2 separate regions of the Mus musculus genome follow, and region 2 is linked to region 1. The links are chromatin loops, found by intact Hi-C in ENCODE. Cell type or tissue: left cerebral cortex. All regions are shown on one strand. Each heading gives the region's core, and the rest is flanking DNA. Links, peaks and the distances in the headings are about the cores only.

Region 1 (10,179 bases), core at 1,298-9,297:
GCCTATTTCTGATTAGTCTCTCCCTAGAGCAGCTGTTTTCAACCTGTGGGTTGTGAGAACCTTTCACAGAGGTCACTTAGGGTCATAGGAAACACATTATGGCTCATAACAGTAGCAAAATTACAGTTATGAAGTAGGAATGAAAATAATTTTATGGTTGGGAATCAGCACAACAGGAGGATCTGTACTAAAGGGTCACACATTAGGAAGGCTGAGAATCCCTGAGCTAGAGCTTTATAAGCTGGACTTGGTTCTAGTGGAGTCCACAGTTCCACTCAGTGAAGCCCAGAACATCTCCGAGCAGGAGACAGGCAGGGCATTGATGAAGCTGAGTGTCAACTGCAGAGCCTGGAATGGGAGTGTGTGTGTGGGGAAGACATCCATGTACCCCCATTTATCCATCCATCTATCCATCCATCCATCCATCCATCCATCCATCCACCCATCCATCCCACCCACCTATCCACCAACCCATTCATCCATCCATCCATCCACTCACCCACCCACCCACCCACCCATCCATGCACCAACCAACCCACCCACCTATCCATCCATCTGCCCTCAGCTGCAGAGTGGCTAGCAGGAAGAAGACTCCTAAAGCCTGACTCCTCCTGTGTTACCTCCCTCTAAGCCATCATCCCAGCAAATCTGAAGGATGGAGCTGTGTCTCTGAAGCTGCTTTAAGGCTTACCAAGCATGGAGTGGGAGCTACAGAGGCCGTACGTACGGTTCCCACACTGCCAGCCCTTGTCCTTCTTTGAATTATTTTTATTGAAAAAAAAATTTTGAAACAAGATGTTTAAGTCGGGATTCTCTAGAGGAACAGAACGGTTTGTCAGTTTTATGTTACAGGGAGACTTACCAGACTGGCTTATATAAAGTGGTCTGGGAAGTCTGGCAATGACTGGCTCACTCCGAAGAGGATGAGAACTTGATACCCGCCTTGTCCATGCCCAGGCTGGATGTCGCCGCAGTCTCAGTCAGTGCTGAAGGCAGAGGGGTTCTGCAGAGGTCTTTGGTCCATGCTGGAAGGCTAAAGAAGCTGGGTTCTGGTGGTGGTGGCCGCAAGATGACAACAAAGTAGATGTGCTTGCTAGTGTGGCATGAAGGTGAGCAGGCAAAAGAGCAAACGCTTTTCTTTCTCAGACTTCTTTTTGTCTGAACTGCCAACAGAAGGTACCACCCACTGGCAGAATGGGTCTTTCCACTTCAATTAAAAGGATCGAGGCAGTCCCTTACAGGTGTGCTCAATGGCTTACCTGTTGGCTGATTCCAGACCCACTCACATTAACAATCAAGAATGATCATTTCTTTAAAGAGTCTCAACTAAGTAGCCCAGCTACCTAGAACTCATGCTTCTCGTGTCTTGGCCTCCCAAGTTCTGAGAATACAGGCGTGCCCACTGGTCTGACTCACCATGCTTCTGCTTGCAAATATTCATGAATAGAGACATCAGAGAGCAAGCCACAGATGTACTCCTGGGTCTGTGTGTCCAGCAGCAGCAATGGCTCTGTTGACCCGGGAAGGGATGGAAACTCTACCAAGCACATCTTGGATGTATCAGGTCCCCCGAAACGAAGCCTTTTGGCAAATGGTGTGTCATTTAATCCCTGAAAGGAGGAAGTGCAGTCACGGGCCACGCTCTGAGAGAACTTCCTAGCTTTGGTGTTCAGTGAAGAAGACTGATAAGGAGCATTACACGTAGGAACCCTTTGTATGAACTGACTGGAAGAAGTTGAATCACCGACAGGAAGCTGATGGTGGGCTCCAGGGACCTCTAGAAGCACCCAGGCTGGCTAACCTAACCTACTTAGTGAAGTCCAGACCAACAATACACCCTATCTCAAAACAAAAGGCGAAGGGGGCCCAAAGAAGGACACCTGAAGTTGTTCCCTGAAGCCATTTGATTGAATATCCAACGATAAAATAAAAAATTTTTAAAAATAATAAAAAAAGTAAATAGGTACAAAATCAGCACACTCCTCTTTATACAGAGTTGGAAAATCCTACCGGAGGATCATGGTTGAACTACCATCCAGGTTGTTATAAAAAAAAAAATTGTGACCCTATAAACATGCAGATCAACTCTGCAATTATTGTTATTTCTGTAGGTTAATCCTGACTACATTCATAACTAAAATGTCTAGAGTATTAGACAAATACTCTATTATTACCAAAATAAGGCCCCGGGCTCTGCTGAAACTGGAATCCTGGGAGCTTGTGAGTCACAGGCTATGGGTTCTGGGGAAACAGCCAGGTTCACTGTGGAACCCAGTTCTGCCTCTCAATCAGCTTATTTTAATTATTTTTGCATTTTTAATTTTTTGTGTGTATGGGTGTTTTGCTTGTATACGGGTGTGTGCACACGCCTGCCTGGTGAACTCGGACACCAGAAGAGGACACTGGACCTCATGGGGCTGGAAATACTGAGGATTGTTAGTGACCCTGTAGGTGTTGCCATTCAAAGTCGGTTCCTCTGAAAGGGCAGCCAGTCCTCTTGCTGGTTCAGCCATCTCTCTAGCAACCTCATTTTCTTTTTGAGACACGATCTCACGCATCCCAGGCTAGCCTTGAACTCACTATGTGGCCCGATCCTCCTGCCTTGACCTCCCAGTCAAGCAAGACAGACAGACACTATCATGATCTGTTTAAGCAGTGCTGAGAATCAAACGGGGCGGGGAGGGGGGCTGTATGCACGCTAAGCAAGTGCTCGTCTATCAACTGAGCTTCGTCCCCAGCCTCTCACGTCGACTTTCAGTCAGTCAGGGTGTCATTCGACAGCCTCAAACTTGCCATCTTCCAAACCTCAACCTCCCAAGTGCTGGGTTACAGAAATGGTCTACCACACTTGACCTTTATAAAACTCTCCGCCCCCACTATTGACACTATTAATTCCACTGTTGTCTTACTTTGTTTTTCTGTTGCTGTCATAAAATACCCTGACAAAGTCAACTTAAGCTTACAGTTCCAGAGGGATAATGCCCACTGTGGTGGGTTGCAGGCAGGGTAGATGTGGAGGCAGAAGCAGGATGCGGACCTGTCACATTGTATCCACTACTCAAAAAGCTGAGCATAAAGAGGAAGTGGAGTCTGTCTATAAAGCCTCAAGGCCCGCCTTCTGTGACCCACTTCCTCTAGCCAAGCTCCACCTCCTTAAGGCTCCTTAAGCATCTACTGCAGACCAAGTTTTCAAACACATGAGCCCAAAGGGGATATGTGGGTCCTGGGACCCACACAAAAAACAATAGGAGTGGCAAGTGCAGGCAACCACTGAACCATCCCTCCGGCCCCAGCAACAGCCATTTTAAATATGATTACTTAAGCTTCTTTCTAGCCTGGCCTTGTGACACACACCTGTAATCCCAGCACTTTGGAAACAGAGGCAGGCAGATCTCTGTGAGTTCAAGGCTAGCCTGGTCTACGTAGTGAGTTCCCCAAGACAGCCAGGGAGACATAGTGAGATCCTGTCTTGAAATAAAAATACATAAAATAAAACAGGGAAGGAGATGTCTTTCTTTCTGGTGCAACAATCCCTCCAACACACGCTGGAGAACAGCCAGAGACGCTATCTTTTGCATTTTAATTTATCCGTGTGTCTGATGTGTGCCTGGGGAGGTTCTCATGCTGTGTCACATGCTGAAAGTCAGAGGACAACCTCAAGTTTTGATTCTCACTACCCCCCTCCCTCTTGTTTGAAGCAGAGACTCTTGTTTGCTGCTGCATCCGCCCCTCGGACTTTTACGGGTTTTCCCGTCTGCACCTTCCATTATTCCTGAGAAGCACCAGGATTCCAAACACACATTACCTCACCAGGCTTTTACATGGGTTCTGGGGATTTGAACTCAGGTCTTCAAGATTGCAGAGTAAGGGCTTTTCCCACTGAGCCCTAAATGTGTGAACTCTACCACTCACCAGGTTAAACCATGGGGAAGTCCTTTTCCTGAAACAAGGCAGCTCAGCCCAACACACCCTTTAAAAACAAAACAAAACAAAACAAAAAAACAAAAAAAAAAAAAAAAACTCCGTTTTCCTTCAGACTTCTTCTTTATCATCAATAGCTCAAGATCCAAACCAGTCCAAAGCGGAGACCCCTCAGAGCTACTTTATAATGTGACCAGAACGCTGTCCACTTTCTTCTCCAGCCTCCCTTCTGCAGAGGTGATCAGCATGTGTCCAGGGCTTCCGTGTGCTGGGGAGGCAGAGTTCCTGGACCTCTGCCACAGAGAGAGAAGGCATACCAAGGTGCATCAAAAGCTTTTCAAGATTTCTCCAGGCAAAGCAACACGCCAGCAATTTGCTTTTGCTGTGTGTGGGCGGACGGGTGTTTAAATTTAGAACCGACAAAAAGACTTTGCTGAGAAATCTATACGCTCCTTGCTTCTTGAGTATTAGTGGCACGAAACCCTAATCTTCCCTCTTCACGTGCCAACTGTGAGAACGCTCGGAAACTCGTTTCCTCCCGATCTCTGTCTACTCCCATCATGCTTTGTATGCATGTCTTTTCTTTTACACCACCAAGAAATCATTTTGGAAGAAGCGAGCTTCACACGACTCAATGGAGCTTGGATAAGGAGTCATTAACTCAAGGAAAGAGAGGATACATTTATTGAGGAAAAATGCTTGAGCTGTCTAAGGACTTTAGTGTGTAAGCAGAAGTGTGGCTTTTTTCAGAACCGTCAGCAGCAGGCACAGAAAGGCTTCTGGGATGGAGTTTCCAGGACTATCAACCTCTGGGGAAGGGGCTCCAGGCTGCAGTTTCTCCCAGTATCTTCCCAAGTCTTTCCCAGTCAGTGAAACTTCTCTCAGGGAGACATGGTGGGGTTTTCTAGTTTGGGTGCAAGACTCACCCTGCAGGACAGGGCTTCCTCCTACTTTCCCCTGAGCCTCAGTGAGGATCAGGGGTTCCAGGCATTAGCTGGGACCTGATAAGGGTCAGTGACCCAGGTTCCAGCATCCTTTGGGTCTCAACAAGAGTCAGGGAGCCGGGCCAGGCATCAAGTTGAATGTCCAGGAAGGTGAGGGTGGGGTCAAAGCATTTTATTTTCAAAGGGCACTCACGGTGTTTCTGTCTTAGGGAGCTGCAGAGATTAAATGATCTAGGCATACTACAAAGGAATGGGTAAGGAAAATATGTAGTGTATACACAGTGGGGATTCAGCCATGAAGAAGAATGAGATGGGTCTGGGGAGATGGCTCAGTCAGTTAAGATCTGGCCTTGCAAGCACACACACACACACACACACACACACACACACAGAGAGAGAGAGAGAGAGAGAGAGAGAGAGAGAGAGAGAGAGAGAACCAAAAACCCAAAACAAACAAAATAGAGGCCATATTGAAAATCCAGGAGGTCTGGTACAGCCTACAATCCCAGCACTAGGGAAAGGGAACAAACCTAGACCTGATCCCCAGCCTTGCCGACAGCCAGCCTATCCTAATTAGTAAGCTCTAGGCCCTGGCTCAAGAAACAAGGTATAACGGGCATGGTGGCAGCCACACCTTTCGCCCAAGCAGAGGCAAGTGAATCTCTGAGTTTGAGACCAGCCTGGTCTACGTAATGAGTTCCAGACCAACCGAGGCTACACAGTGTGATTCTGCCTAAAGAAAGGAAATAAGAGAGAGTGGGGAGAAGGAGAGAAAAGAACAAAAGAAAGAAGAAGGGTAGAAGGGGCCTGAGGAAACTGACCTCTGACCTTCATACATATGTATACACACACACACACACACACACACACACACAGGAACCCACACACAAAAGAGTGAGTTTATGTTATTCTTGAAAGTAGATGAAACCGAAGATAATCGTGTTAAGCAAATTATGCCAGTCTCAGAAAGACAGACACCATATGTTTTCTCTGACTGGTGGGGCCTAGATTTTACATAGTCACACTGAACCGTGTGTGTGTGTGTGTGTGTGTGTGTGTGTGTGTGTGTGTGTGTGGTGTACATTTAAGAAAACAAACAGGAAGGAGGGGAGAAAAGGGAAGATAGAGGGAAGGGGGATATGCTCAATTTACAGTCTATAATTTTAAGAAAAAAGTGCTTTGATTTAACAGGTCACCATTAAGAGCACCACTTGTTGCTCTTGCTGAGGACCAGGTTCAGTTCCCATCACCTACATGGCAGCACATAACTGTCTGTAACTCCAAATCTAGGAAACACAACACCCTCTTCTGGCCTCTGTGGGTACTGCATGCACATGACACCATATACAGGAAGGCAAAAATACTCATGCAAATAAATAAACAAACAAACAAATACTGTTTAATTCTTTTAAGTATTCTGCAAGATGAACAATAATTAGTGTAAATGAGACTTGCTCCTCGATACCCACAAGAAAAAAGGAAAAAAATGAAAGAAAGAGGGAAGGAGAAAAAAATGATGGTTGGGATTTGGCTCAGTTTGTGAATGCTTGCGTAGCATACATAAACTCCTGGATGTTATCCCCACACCAGCAAACCATGTGTGGGGTGTGTTCCTGTCATCCCTGCACTTGGAAGGAGAATCAGGAGTTCAATATTTTCCTTGATCAACCTAGGGTACTTGTGACCCTGTCTCAAAAAACAGAAGAGGAGGGGGAGGAGGAGAAGAGGAAAAGAAGGAGGAGGAGGAGGAGGAGGAGGAGGAGGAGGAGGAGGAGGAGGAGGAGGAGGAGGAGGAGGAGGAGGAAATAATCCTAGAACTCGGGAGGATATGTGAGTTTGAGGCCAGCCTGGTCGACATAGTGAGTTCCAGGACAACTAGGGCTACACGGAGATACCGTGACTAAAAGAGGCAAAACTGACAGACAAACAGACGAAACAAGTTACTGTATATTAAGTGTGCCTTAGCCAAAGCCAGGTACACACCAAGTGAAAACAAATATTAAAATATTAATAATATTAAAACAAATATTATTTTGTGTCCACAGCTAGGACACAAAGCTCCCTACACAGGTGGTCAAGCACCGCCACCGAGATCCTGGAGCTCGGAGAGGCACACTGTCCCTTTAACACGAAGCCTGGACGGCTCCTTTGCAGCACGGAACCTTAGGCCCTGGGACTGCCGTGGCCTACGGACCTTAGGCCCAACGGACAGGAACCGGAAGTTCTCGCCGGGACTTCTGCTAAACCATTGCTGGCTTAGTTGCTCCCTGAAACCGCTTTCTGGCGCTGCTGGTGGGGTGAGCGCTGGTTGCCGAGGGTTTCGGTCCCAACTGCTGTCAGTAGTGATCCAGCCATCCCCAGTCCTGCGCCGTCGGGGCTCCCCGGTGAGCTCGGCCGTTTTCCTCATCCCTGATAATCTGGAAGTGGGACAGCTAGTCGCGGGGATGGCGGTCATCGCAAGCAGTGCGGCGGGACAAAGACGCTCACAAAAGCCCGCACGAGCATGCGCGCACTCGCTTTTGGGTTGGGGCGTGGTATTGATAACAGGGTCTCCCCCATGTAGCTCAGGCTGGCCTCGAACTGGGACTTCTCCAGCCTCAGCGTCCCCTGTCCTGGGATGGCAGACATGTGCCACCACGTGCAGCTTGGAATGGGCCGCTTGTCATTTCTGCTGTCGAGCTCCAGGTTGTGTCCGATTCTGATTGCTCCATCCCTTGTTTTCTTTTCTTTTAAAACTAAAGCCTCCGCTGAAGAACGGGACCATGGAAGACAAACCACTGGTAGTATCTAAACAGAAGACAGAAGTGGTGTGCGGTGTGCCCACCCAGGTGGTCTGCACGGCCTTCAGCAGCCACATCCTAGTTGTGGTGACCCAGTTCGGGAAGATGGGTACGCTAGTGTCCTTGGAGCCCAGCAATGTGGCCAATGACATCAGCAAGCCAGTGCTCACCACGAGAGTCCTCCTCGGGCAGGACGAGGTAATGGGAGTTGAGAGCATCTTTTTTTCTGCTGTCATTTGTCCATAGGGATATGGGGTGCCTGATAGGCACAACTCCATACGTACCCAAACTATGCGCAGTGAGCATTTTCCAGGGCCATTCTGGACTGAGGGTGTCCTGGCTGGCTCGAGTGATGCTTTTCCCAGCGTGTTAGCATTTTACTCAACACTCGGGGAGGGATTGATTTTTATGACATAGCCATTTCCTCAGTTTGACCCTGTCCTGATGGCTCTATGTTTATGTCTGCTTCTTGAGTCTTGACAACAGTTCCCTTTGCAGGCCTGTCTGTCTTGATTAGGAGTAACCAGAGAGACGGTAGGCAGAGGTACCAAGGAAAAGTCTTAATACTGCCTCCTGGGCAGTTCCCTCTGTCTGCTTTATGCAGTCCACGTGGTGCTCTGAATCACTGTTGTCCTAGCTTAGGGGGTTTGGGGAAAGCGTGAGACGCTGGCCTAGGTCTCTTAAGGAAAGCATTAGGAGCAGACAGTGTTTGTCCCCAGTGTGACTATACACACCTGTAATCCTTTCAGGGGGAGGCTGCGGCAGAAAAATTGCTACAAGTTTGTGATCAGACTGAGCTGAGGCCAGCTAAGGGATAGACCTTATTCTCCCTGCATAAGCAAAAAAGAAGGAGAAGAAATAAAGCAAACTACTGGTTATGGTGACATGCTGGCTGCTGTAGTCCCAGCACTTGGGAGGTGGGATCAGGAGAATCAGGGTTCAGTTTCATTCCCATAAGGCTTGCTTGGGCTACATGACACCCTCTGTTAGAAAGGCAGGGAGCATTGAGTTGGCTCAGGGGCTAAAGGGTATGCAAGCCTGATAGTCTGAGTACAGTCTCACAATCCCACAGTGGACAGAGAAAGCTGACTGCTACAAGTTGTATTCTTTTATATGTGTGTGTATATGTGTATATATATCATAAATATAATATATATAATATTATATATGATATGTTTATTATATTCTATATAGATACATAAAGATATCTATATAAAATGTTATAATAGTCATTTATAATTTTAGTAGAGCCTAATTAGCCATGTGCTCATGTTTAATCTTGGCACTTGGGAGATGATTGTAGGCCTAATCTCCATGGCAAGTTCCAGATCAGACAGGGCTACGTAGTGAGCTCTCATCTCAACAGCAATTAATACAGCTGTACATAGTAAGCTCTTGTCTCAACAAAACCAAATGAATGAATGACTAAGTAGCTCTCAGCAATGGAGACTGAGGAAGTGGCTCAGTTCATACAGTGCTTGCAAGCACAGCCTGAGAGTCCTCAGAACTCACAAGAAAGCTGGGTGTGGGGCTCAGCGTGGTGCAGACCTTTCCTCCCAGCGCTGGGGGCTGACTCAGGCCGGTCTGTGCAAGTGTGCGGCCAGCTTCATCTACATACCAAGTTCTAGCAAGGGCTGCTTGGAGAGACCCTGTCCCCCAAAGGGAAAACGAAGAAACCCTGCGGCGAGGGCGGGGACAGGAGGATCCCGGGGCTTGCTGGTTAGGCAGGCAGTTGGGCCTAATTAGTGACTTACAGGTCAAGAAGAGATGCTGTCCCAGAGTAGACGGCTGGTGTTCAGGATGATTCCTGAGGTTGTCCCCAGGCCGCCTCAGACGTGCACATGCTCACACTCAAAAAAAAAAAAAAAGGACAAAGAAATGAAACTGGATATGATAGCACATGTCCAGAAATCCCAGCTCTCAGGAGGCTGAGGTAGGAGGATTGCCATGAGTTCAAGGCCAACCTGGGCTAAATGAGTTCCATGATACTACAAAAAATGACAACCTGTCTTTAAAAAAAAAAAAAAAAAACAAAACAGAGCCAGGCATGGTGGCGCACGCCTTTAATCCCAGCACTTGAGAGGCAGAGGCAGGTAGATTTCTGAGTTCGAGGCCAGCCCGCTCTACAAAGTGAGTTCCAGGACAGCCAGGGCTACACAGAGAAACCCTGTCTCAAAAAACCAAAATAAATAAATAAAAACAGATGAGGTTTCCTGCAGTCACAACCCTGTCTTCCTCTCCCTCCCTCCCAGCCTCTCATCCATGTCTTTGCAAAGAACCTGGTAGCATTTGTGTCGCAAGAAGCAGGAAACAGAGCCGTCCTGCTGGCCATGGCTGTGAAAGACAAGAGCATGGAGAGGCTCAAGGCATTGAAGGAAGTGATCCGGCTGTGCCAGGTGTGGTGACCTGCCGTTAGCAGTGCCAGACACAGACGTATGGACGCTCGGTGAGCGGGGCCTTTGAGACCCATCTTTCCAGCGCCAGGAGAGAGCTCATTCCAGGGCCTTTAGTCCTCAAAGCTGGAAACAGCACTC
Region 2 (10,179 bases), core at 733-8,732, 53 kb after region 1:
AAACTTACATAATAGTACTCAGCTGGTAGGTAAGTGTCGAGCCCCACCTCAAGACTGAGCATCCTGTGCCTAGTTGCTACCTTTGCATGAGCCCCTGAAAACTAGGCCCTCTCCTGGGTAGGTTAGTGGCACTGAACATAGCCATGAGGAGACACTAGAGGGGAGACAGTTCCAGGAAGCCTGCAGGTTATTCCAACTACCCTCAGATGTCACCTGCTGCCATTAACTAGCTGCCTGACTTTATTAATCAGAGTTCTCTGGAGGAACGGAATGGAAAGAATGAATCTATATATCTATGTCTATAGATATAAAGGGATTTATTAGAATGGCTTACAGGTTGTCTCAGTTAGGGTTTTACTGCTGTGAACAGACGCCATGACCAAGGTAACTCTAATAAGGACAACATTTAATTGGGGGTAGCTTGTGGATTCAGAGATTCAGTCCATTATCATCAAGGTGGAGCGTGGAGGCATCCAGGCAGGTATGGTGCAAGAGGAGCTGAGAGTTCATCTTGTCCCAAAGGCTGACTTCCTGGCAGCTAGGATGAGGGTCTTAAAGCCCATGCCCACAGTGACACACTTCCTCCAACAAGGCCACACTTCTTAACAGTGCCACTCCCTGGGTCAAACATATTCAACCACACAGATTGTGGTCCAGCTAGCCCCAAAATGGCTGCCTATCAATGGAAGGTCCAGGAATCCAGTAGTTGTTCAGTTAACGAGGCTGATGTCTCAGCTGTGACATGTGAATACGAATATTGCCAGGAATATGGAAAATGCCAGTGAAGGAACGGACTTGGTAGTGAGAGTGAGGACAGCAGCCAAGAAAGAACAAGCTTCCTTCTTCCATGTTCTTTACATAGACAGCCGGCAGAAGCTGTGGCCCAGACTAAAGGTGTCTCCTTCCAGCCGGGCAGTGATGGTGCACACCTTTTTTTTTTTTTTTAAAGATTTATCTATTTATTATATGTGATACACTGTAGCTGTCCTCAGACACCCCAGAAGAGGGAGTCAGACCTCGTTACGGATGGTTGTGAGCCACCATGTGGTCGCTGGGATCCGAACTCCCGACCTTCGGAAGAGCAGTCGGGTGCTCTTACACAATGAGCCATCTCACCAGCCCGATGGTGCACACCTTTAATCCCAGTGCTTGGGAGGCAGAGGCAGGCAGATTTCTGAGTTCAAGGCCAGCCTGGTCTACAGAGTGAGTTCCAGGACAGCCAGGGCTACACAGAGAAATCCTGTCTCAGAAAAACCAAACCAAACCAAACCAAACCAAACCAAACCAAAAGGTGTCTCCTTCTGTTTGAAAAGATCTGGATTAAACTGGGTGGTGGTGGCACACACTTTTAATCTCAGCACTCAGGCAGCAGAGGTAGGTGGATCTCTGTGAGTTTGAGGTCAGTGTTTGGTCTATAGAGCGAGTTTCAGGACAGCCAGGGCTAGAAAGAAAAACTGTCTCAAAAACCAAATCAAACCAACCAACCAACCAAACAAACAAACAGAAAAGATCTGAATTAAAAGTGGCTCTTCCCACTTTGAAAGATTTAATTAAGAAAAGAAAAATCCTTCGCTGGTGCGCCCAAGCCAGTTTTAGAAAATTCCAGATATAGTAGAGTTGATAACCAAGACTGTCCATTACCGAGACCCAGTGGCCTGGTGACAGTAACAAAATGATTGTTTCAAAGCAGTTGCAGTGGCACACTTGTGTTATGCCAGGCACTGGAAGTGGAGGCAGAAGGATTCTAAGTATGAAGCTATGGTGTGTGATCCTATCTCAAAGACAAATATAGAGGCAGGAGAGATGGCTCAGTGGTTAAGAGCACTGACTACTCTTCCAGAGGTCCCAAGTTCAATTCCCAGCAACCACGTGGTGGTTCACAACCATCTGTAATGAGATCTGATGCCCTCTTCTGGTGTGTCTGGAGAGAGCGGCAGTGTGCACACATACATAAAATTAAGAAAAATGAAAAAAAAATATATAGGGGCTAGAGAAATGGCTCAGTGCTTAAAAGCATGGGCACACACATTCACGGTAAAGTGGTGTGGGGCGGGCAGAGATCAATGTCAGGTGCCTTCCCTGCTTGCTCCTCCTCCTCCCCTGCCCTCCCCGCCCCCCAGACAAGGTTCTCTCTATGTAGCCCTGGCTGTCCTGGAACTCGCTATGTAGACCAGGCTGGCCTTGATCTTAGAGATCCTCCTGCTTCTGCCTCCCAGTGCTATAATTAAAGACCACACTCAGATCATCTACCTTTAAATTAAAAAAAAAATTTTTTTTAAACTGGGTGTGGTATCACACACCTTTAATCCCAGCACTCAGGAGGCAGAAGCAGGAGAATTGCTGAATTTAAGGCAAGCCTGGTCTACATAGTGAGTTCCAGGACAGCCAGGGCTACCTAGGGAAACCTGTCTCAAAAACAAACAAACAAACAAAAGAAATGCCTTCATTCCCGGTGGATGATGGTTACAGGTCACAGGGAAGGGGTGGGTTTGGTAAACTTGCAGAAGTGGAGACCAGAAGGGAGCTGGTTATATAAGTGCTTAGAGGATAGCAGTGGGCCTGATGGAGGAGGTTAGCTCCCCTTTCAATGGAATGGATGAAGTCCAGGCCCTCAGAGAGATGCTGGGCCAGGTAATCTGGCTTCCTAGCTTCCTTGCTCTTCCTCAGGTGTCCCCATGTCACATGTCCCTGAATGGATCTGCTCTTTATGTGCCAGAGCTTTCTAGGTGTTCCTGCCCTGCTAACGAGGACACCTGACAGGGCCTATCTTGGCATGCCATATGGCATGACCTGTGGTGAGGAGTTCCAGCAGGGATGCAGGGTGTGTGCGGCTGAGGACCGGGAGGCTTTGCAGGCACTGATGCTGGTACCACAGAGAGGGAGAGAGGGAGGCTTGCTGCAAGTGAGGTGGGCTAAGCTGAACTGGGAATGCTGCATCCATACAGGGAGCCACAGAGCCCCGGGGACACTGTCCACCACCAGGCACAGCAGTATGAGGCTCAGGCTGGCAGATGGGGACAGCTGCTTCCTGCCACTGGGGCAGTTAGACCACAGCAGCTGCAGGTCTGCTCAGTGTGGTTTGCCAGCATCCTACATAGGTTCTGGGGGACGCTGCCCAACCTTCCCCAAAGGGTCCTCAGCAGGGCTCAGGCTGAGCTGGGTTCCACTGTCACTGGGTTAGGATCTACTGGAGTAAACAGACTCCCCGCCATTTTGTTTGATTTTGCTTTTGTTTTGGGTCAGAGTCTGTCTATGTGGCTCCAGCTGTCCTGGAACTCACGGAGATTCACCTGCCTCTGCCTCCTGAGTGCTGGGATTAAAGGTGTGTGTGACCACACTGTGACAACTCATCCCTTTTTAAAATCTAAATTTTATCTATTGTTATTGTGGGTATGAGTGTGCATGATGTGAATGTACAGCCATGCACACCACAGCACACGTGTAAGTCAGAGGACAAATTTGTAGAGTTGGCTCAGCAAGCTCTTTCACCTACTGACCCATCCTGCTTACCCTGACATACTGTTATTGTAGCCCTGGCATCACAGTAAGAAAGACCCTGAACTGCAGGCACTGACAGGTATGGGAGGTGCGCTCCTGGGGCTGAAAACCAGCTCTCTGCCTGAAGCTCCCTTTGTGCCACAATGTTCAAACACATCCTTTATTCAGCCCACAAATGTTTACTATATAGCTCTGGGCTTGCTGGCACCAAGGAGGCTGGCCATCATGGGGACAATCCATTAAGGGCGCTTGAGGGTCTTGGGCTCCCAATCCTAATTCTATGACCTTGGAATGTCTATCTGTCTGTCTATATGTGTATAGATACACTCAGACATTCACACACATACATAAACACACATACATATATATGTATACACACATACATGTACACACACACAAACATGGTCTCGGGACCATGTCTGGAATTTTGTCTTTGTCCCAGCAGCTGGACAATCTATCTGGGACTTCCTTAGAGGAGACCTGCAGTACCTATCCTGATAGCTCCATGTAGAGGTCTCCATGGAGAGGGAGGTACCCAAATCAGGTGAATCCAGAGGCCATTGACAGAGGTACCCAAATCAGGTGAATCCAGAGGCCATTGACAGAGGCCTTCAACATTTTAGAGCATGTATCAATATGAAAGTAGGATTTTGACTTTTTTGTTGTTGTTGTTTTTTGAGAAAGGGTTTCTCTGTATAGCCCTGGCTGTCCTCGAACTCAGAAATCCGCCTGCCTCTGCTTCCCAAATGCTGGGATTAAAGGCGTGCGCCACCACCGACCGGCTGGATTTTGACTTCTTGAGCTAGGATCAGATTTAGCTCCAAAACCGTAAGAGGGAACAGTTTATGCCCAACAAGCCCAGCTTTCAGACAGGCATAGGTCCATCCAGCCTCCGGCCGCCAGAGGGCGGTGCAAACACTAGTAGGCTCTGCCTGCCTCTCTCCTCTCTTCCTCGCCTTCGGGTTTGTTTTACTTCCGGTTATGTGAGAAATCAGCGCTCGGAAGGCTCGCAGATCAGTTTGCACTTCCGGAGCGCCCGTGTCTCGGGTCTGCAGAGTGCTGCACCGGAGGTGAGGGGCCTTTGCACCCAGGTGAAGTCCGCTCCCTGCGGTGACATCCGTCTCCGCAGTCGGCCGCGTGTGTGCCGCACTTGGCCCCTTTCTGTGACCCCGGTAGGCGGCCCTGGGCACTCGGTCCAGTGGCCCCGGTGCGAGGGATGAATGACTGAGCGAGCGAGTGACTCCCGCCGCCTCCTCCCAGGTGAAGGCGCTTCCTCTAGGGGCGCCCGGGCCGCGGGGAGGATGAATCGAGCCAAGCCCACCACCGTACGGAGACCCAGCGCGGCCGCCAAGCCCTCAGGTGCGTCCCTGCGCGCGGCGACCTCGAGACGGTCAATGAATGGGTTCCATGAAGGCCGGCATGGCCACTGAAGGGGTTCCTACGGGACATAGTTAACTTGGGACTGTTGGGAGAGCGTGGGCATCCAACACAGCAGGACAACGGTCATCCAACCCAGGCTTCCTGCATACATTGCTGTCCTGAGGGGCTCCTAAAGGACAAGGGCATCCTTGTCCTGCTGAGCATCTGGCAAGGACAGGGTACCTGGACCAGAATCACAGTCTCTGAAGCCGGATAATCTAGACTGGGGTCCTAAAGTTTCTTCTTGCTAACTGTGTGACACTGGCACATTACTTAACTTCTGTCTATTTTGTTTTGTCTTGTTTTGTTTTGGTTTTTTCGAGACAGGGTTTCTCTGTGTAGCCCTGGCTGACCTGGAACTCACTCTGTAGACCAGGCTGGCCTTGAACTCAGAAATCCTCCTGCCTCTGCCTCCCAAGTGCTGGGATTAAAGGCATGTGCCACCAGTCCCCTGCCTAACTTCTGTGTCTTTATTTGTAAAACGAGGGTCATAACTTTTGAAGAAGCCCGGTGAGAATTAAGTAGACAGTGCTTATGAGTTACAGATGGCTTAGTTTCTAGTCAGCACTGGATCAGCGTCAGCCATCGCTTGCTCTGCCAGGGTGGTTGGACAACCTCAGGCTTTACTTTTGTCTCTTGGGGGCCCACTCTGAGATTGGGTATCACAGGTGTGGGTTTTCTGTTCCTCTGCAGGGCACCCTCCCCCTGGGGACTTTATTGCTCTGGGGTCCAAGGGTCAGGCCAGTGAATCAAAGACAACGTCCACCCTGCTGAAGCCAGCCCCTTCTGGGCTACCCTCAGAGCGCAAGAGAGATGCTTCAGCTTCTCTGTCTGGGACCTCTGCGCTGACCGGCCTCACTAAGCGCCCCAAACTGTCCTCCACTCCCCCACTGAGCGCCCTGGGACGTCTGGCTGAAGCCGCAGTTGCAGAGAAGCGAGCCATTTCTCCATCGATTAAGGAGCCATCTGTGGTGCCCATTGAAGGTAAGATCAGACTGCCAACTTCCCCAGAGAGATTCCTTCATCCTGTCCATCTGCCCAGTGCCCGTGGGAGCCACTTCCAGCCTGGTTCTGTTAGCGTAGTGGGGTCTTGGCTTCCTGTGGGCTCGCTGCCTGGCATTGTGAACAGATGCACCTCCCATTCCCACAGTGCTCCTGGTTCCTCGTTCCATCATTTATCTGGCCTGTGTACAGCCTGCCCCTGGTTGTGACAGCACTGTTCTGAACCGTGCTGGGACAGGTGCGCAGGCTGTGGTGGCATCTAAGTGGTTCTAGCCCGGTCCTCCAGTGGAAGGGGATTCTTTGCTCACTGTCTTTGCCTCCAGGACAGGGAGCATTTTGGTGCCATTTTCCAGGTAGAAAATAGGTCCCCCAAGTACCAAAGAGACCTCAGAGGAGAGACGAGTGTCCCTGAAGTTGTGCAGGGGTCTGACCTTCTCCTCCTTCTTGTCATTTATCCCATGACTTCTTTGACAGTGCCAGGATTGAGCCTAGGTCCAGATGCACACAAGGCAAGTGTTGTAACCACTGAACTCTACAGCCCAGAGCCCCTCAGTGACTCATAGCAGCTCCATGATGCCTTAGCATAGACCTGTCACCCGCTAGCTATGTGCCAGCCTCTGAGCACCTAACATTCCAGTAGCAGACGCCACTGTCTGCGTGTCTGCTCCGAGCCTTTCTAAGGGACTCCTTCCTGAGAGCCAAAAAGGACAAGCATCCTGTCCTCTAGCCTTTAATGAAGCTGTATCTCATGAAGCTACGTTGTCCCTTGGTACTGAGATGTCATTTGAAAGGCTCAGAGGGTGCCTGTTACCTCAGCTGCTTAGGAGACTGAGGCAGGCAGATGAAAAGTTCAAGGTGAGCCTTGGCCACTTCTTAACTTGACCCTGTATGACAGTAAAAAAGTAAATTGAGGGATATGGATATAATTCAGTGGTAGAGCCCCTGCCTAGAATCCCCCAGTGAGGGGCTGGGGTGTGGCTCAGTGGTAGAGCCCCTGCCTAGACTCCCCCAGTGAGGGGCTGGGGGCGTGGCTCAGTGGTAGAGCTCCTGCCTAGAATCCCTCAGTGAGGGGCTGGGGGCGTGGCTCAGTGGTAGAGCCCCTCCCTAGACTCCCCCAGTGAGGGGCTGGGGGCGTGGCTCAGTGGTAGAGCTCCTGCCTAGACTTCCCCAGTGAGGGGCTGGGGGTGTGGCTCAGTGGTAGAGCCCCTGCCTAGAATCCCCCAGTGAGGGGCTGGGGGCGTGGCTCAGTGGTTGACCGGCTGTCTAGATTCCCTCCTTGAGCACTTGCCAGCATTTCTGAAGCCATTTGTTGAGGAAAACGACACAGACTCTGGTGTATGGTTTCTGGGAGCTCAGAGCCTCCGTGTGCTGGTGAGGCCCATCTGTGTTGCCTCTAGTTGTCTGCTCTGAGCGTGGCCTCTGCTCTCATCCCTCTCTAACCCAGCCTCCCCCCACCCCACCCCCTGTGTGGTCAGTTCTGCCCACAGTGCTGCTGGACGAGATTGAAGCCGCTGAGCTGGAGGGCAATGACGACAGGATCGAGGGAGTGCTGTGCGGGGCAGTGAAGCAGCTGAAGGTGACGCGGGCCAAGCCTGACAGCACGCTCTACCTGAGCCTCATGTACCTGGCCAAGATCAAGCCCAACATCTTTGCCACAGAGGGTGTCATCGAGGTGAAACTGACCACCTCCCCTGTTCACTCCGCCCTCCCTAGACCTGCCGCTGTCTCTGTGGCATGGGCCGTATCGTGACAACTGTAACTTTCCTTTCCTTTCAGGCCCTGTGCAGCCTCTTGCGGAGGGACGCCTCTGTCAACTTCAAGGCCAAAGGGAACAGCCTCGTGTCTGTACTGGCCTGCAACCTTCTCATGGCCGCGTACGAGGAGGACGAGAACTGGCCTGAGATCTTCGTGAAGGTGAGTCCTCTCCAGGGTCTCAGAGCAGAGCGCAGAGGGAAGGTGGGTGCTGGAGAGGGACGCGAATGGAGGCTCCCAGTGAGCTGTCCTTCCTTTAAGGGCTTTGATGAAGGCCTCTTGCATGCCCACTCTGGGGACCCATCCAGCCTCAGGCAGGGTCCAAACCTGATTCACCGTAGGTATACATTGAAGACTCGCTGGGCGAGCGGATCTGGGTAGACAGCCCTCACTGCCGCACCTTCGTGGACAACATCCAGACAGCCTTCAACACCAAGATGCCCCCAAAGAGCGTCCTGCTGCAGGGGGAGGGGGCACGCAGTGGTGGTGAGCTTGGTGCAGGTAAGAGATGCCGAGGTGTCTGTGAGGTTGGGCCAAGGGCACCATCCTCCACTTCCCTGGGAGGAGGCACCCATTAGCTCCCGTGGTCCCTGCAGGCAGCAGCCCCCACCCCTCACTCACAGAGGAGGAGGACAGTCAGACGGAGCTGCTGATTGCCGAGGAGAAACTGAGTCCTGAGCAGGAGGGGCAGCTCATGCCAAGGTAGGTGGGCCGACAGCTTCAGTCTCAGAGGGCCAGAGGGAGGGCACGGGAGCTGGCATCCTTCCTGGCCTCCTTCCCCCCCTCTGGCCTAGGTACGATGAACTCACAGAGAGCGTGGAAGAATATGTCCTGGACATGCTGCGTGACCAGCTGAACCGGCGCCAGCCCATCGACAACGTGTCCAGGAACCTCCTGCGGCTGCTCACGGCCACCTGTGGCTACAAGGAGGTACGGTTGCTGGCTGTGCAGCGGCTGGAGATGTGGCTGCAGAACCCCAAGGTACGCTGTGTTGGTGAAAGAGTTTGTGTTGGGGGGGTTCTCCTTGGGGGTTCCGGGCGGTTGTGCTTGCGTGCTCAGTGGTCTTCCTGGCTTCCCCGCAGTTGACCAGGCCAGCGCAGGACCTGTTGATGTCTGTGTGCATGAACTGCAACTCCCATGGGTCAGAAGACATGGATGTCATCTCTCACCTGATCAAGATCCGCCTCAAGCCCAAGGTGCTCCTCAACCACTATATGCTCTGCATCAGGTACGCGGTCAGCCGGGGCGTCAGGCAGTGAGGCAGGCCGGTGGGCAGCCGGGGCAGCCTGTCCCGTCCCCCTCACCGGCTTGCCTCTTGGTGTCCAGGGAACTGCTGAACGCGCACAAGGACAACCTGGGTACCACTATCAAGTTTGTGATCTTCAATGAGCTCTCGAATGCTCGAAACCCCAACAACATGCAGATCCTGTACACAGTGCTGCAGCACAGCTCTGAGCTGGCACCCAAGGTGGGGTACTCAGTGAGGGACAGGCCCCTGGGCTTGCGTGAGCCTCACAGGGAGAAACTCGTGGCTCTGGGCGGGAAGGTCCATTGGCTTCTGGTTTCTGAACCATCCTTGTGAGCTAACACTGTGCAGCATGTCCGACTTCCCCAGCTCCAGCATGGTGTAGCCTCCTTAGTTGGGGTTTTTCTAAGCCAAGCTGGCATCTCCACAGCCCTCCAGCCCTGGCCTGGGGTCCTGGCTTGTGGATACCAGGTCTGGCATCTCTCCATACCCAAGAAACACTCCTGTCCTTAACAAGGAGCCGGGCTGTTACATTAGGCTCTGCGTTAGCTTCTGGCCACACCCAGCGGTTGCCCTCTCAGCTCCGTGTTTTAAGAGAGCTGGGTAGTTGCAGACCCAGGAGGTAGCCCAGGTGGGTGGGGTAGAGTGGGCCGAGGTATCTGGCAGTGTCATTGCCGGCATCTCCATTCCTGAGCTTGCCAGTTAACCTTTACCCTGGTCAGAAGAGGACTGGCTCCCCTCCCGCCAACTGTCAGGGAGGTGAGATACAACACGGCCTCCGTCCTAAGAGTTCACATCCATGAAGGGGAGACGGCCCCCTCCTCTCGGGATGTGCTCCCAAGATGTGCTGCGGGACCTTGCCCAATCCTACCGCGTTAGCTGCTTAGTATTTGGGAGGACTCTTCTCCTGGGGAAGGCTTTCTGCAGGTCCCGAGTGAGGTCCTGGCAAGGTGTTGGGGGGGTGGGGTATGGCATAAGCATGCACCTGGATGGCCATTGACCCCAGCTCCCTGTGGCTTCCCTCCTCCTCAGTTCCTAGCCATGGTGTTCCAGGACCTGCTGACCAACAAGGATGACTACCTCCGCGCCTCTAGGGCCCTGCTGCGGGAGATCATCAAGCAGACCAAGCACGAGATCAACTTCCAAGCCTTCTGCCTGGGGCTCATGCAGGAGCGCAAGGAGCCGCAGTACCTGGAGATGGAATTTAAGGTGCCTTGCGACCCTGCTCACCACCTCCCACGCTGCCGTTTCCTGACACTGAG

The links. Hi-C counts contacts between places; a loop is a spot of excess contacts. Peaks named below come from ENCODE experiments on the same cell type or tissue, not always from the same donor. Only the 100,000 strongest peaks of a DNase experiment are listed, where the experiment ranks them.
Region 2: a loop joins it to region 1, with 4 times the contacts of the local background. A loop is called at or near these places in 15 of 42 quality-filtered maps.

Annotation. Positions count from the first base shown.
Region 1 is chr5:139,823,792-139,833,970 of GRCm38, reverse strand. Psmg3 (proteasome (prosome, macropain) assembly chaperone 3) reads left to right here and starts at 7,077. Exons shown (of 3, transcript NM_025604.4): 1 at 7,077-7,249; 2 at 7,607-7,843; 3 at 9,898-10,179. The coding sequence starts at 7,628. The coding sequence ends at 10,050. In left cerebral cortex, for the core only: a CTCF peak has its summit at 6,170 (motif pointing left); DNase peaks (open chromatin) are centred at 4,364 and 7,073; H3K4me3 peaks cover 1,881 bases; H3K27ac peaks cover 1,007 bases.
Region 2 is chr5:139,770,010-139,780,188 of GRCm38, reverse strand. It overlaps Ints1 (integrator complex subunit 1), which reads left to right and starts at 4,511. Exons shown (of 47, transcript NM_026748.2): 1 at 4,511-4,857; 2 at 5,611-5,901; 3 at 7,395-7,591; 4 at 7,696-7,833; 5 at 8,013-8,172; 6 at 8,268-8,373; 7 at 8,460-8,652; 8 at 8,754-8,899; 9 at 8,998-9,139; 10 at 9,950-10,126. The coding sequence starts at 4,719. In left cerebral cortex, for the core only: a CTCF peak has its summit at 4,404 (motif pointing right); a DNase peak (open chromatin) is centred at 4,424; H3K4me3 peaks cover 1,221 bases; H3K27ac peaks cover 585 bases.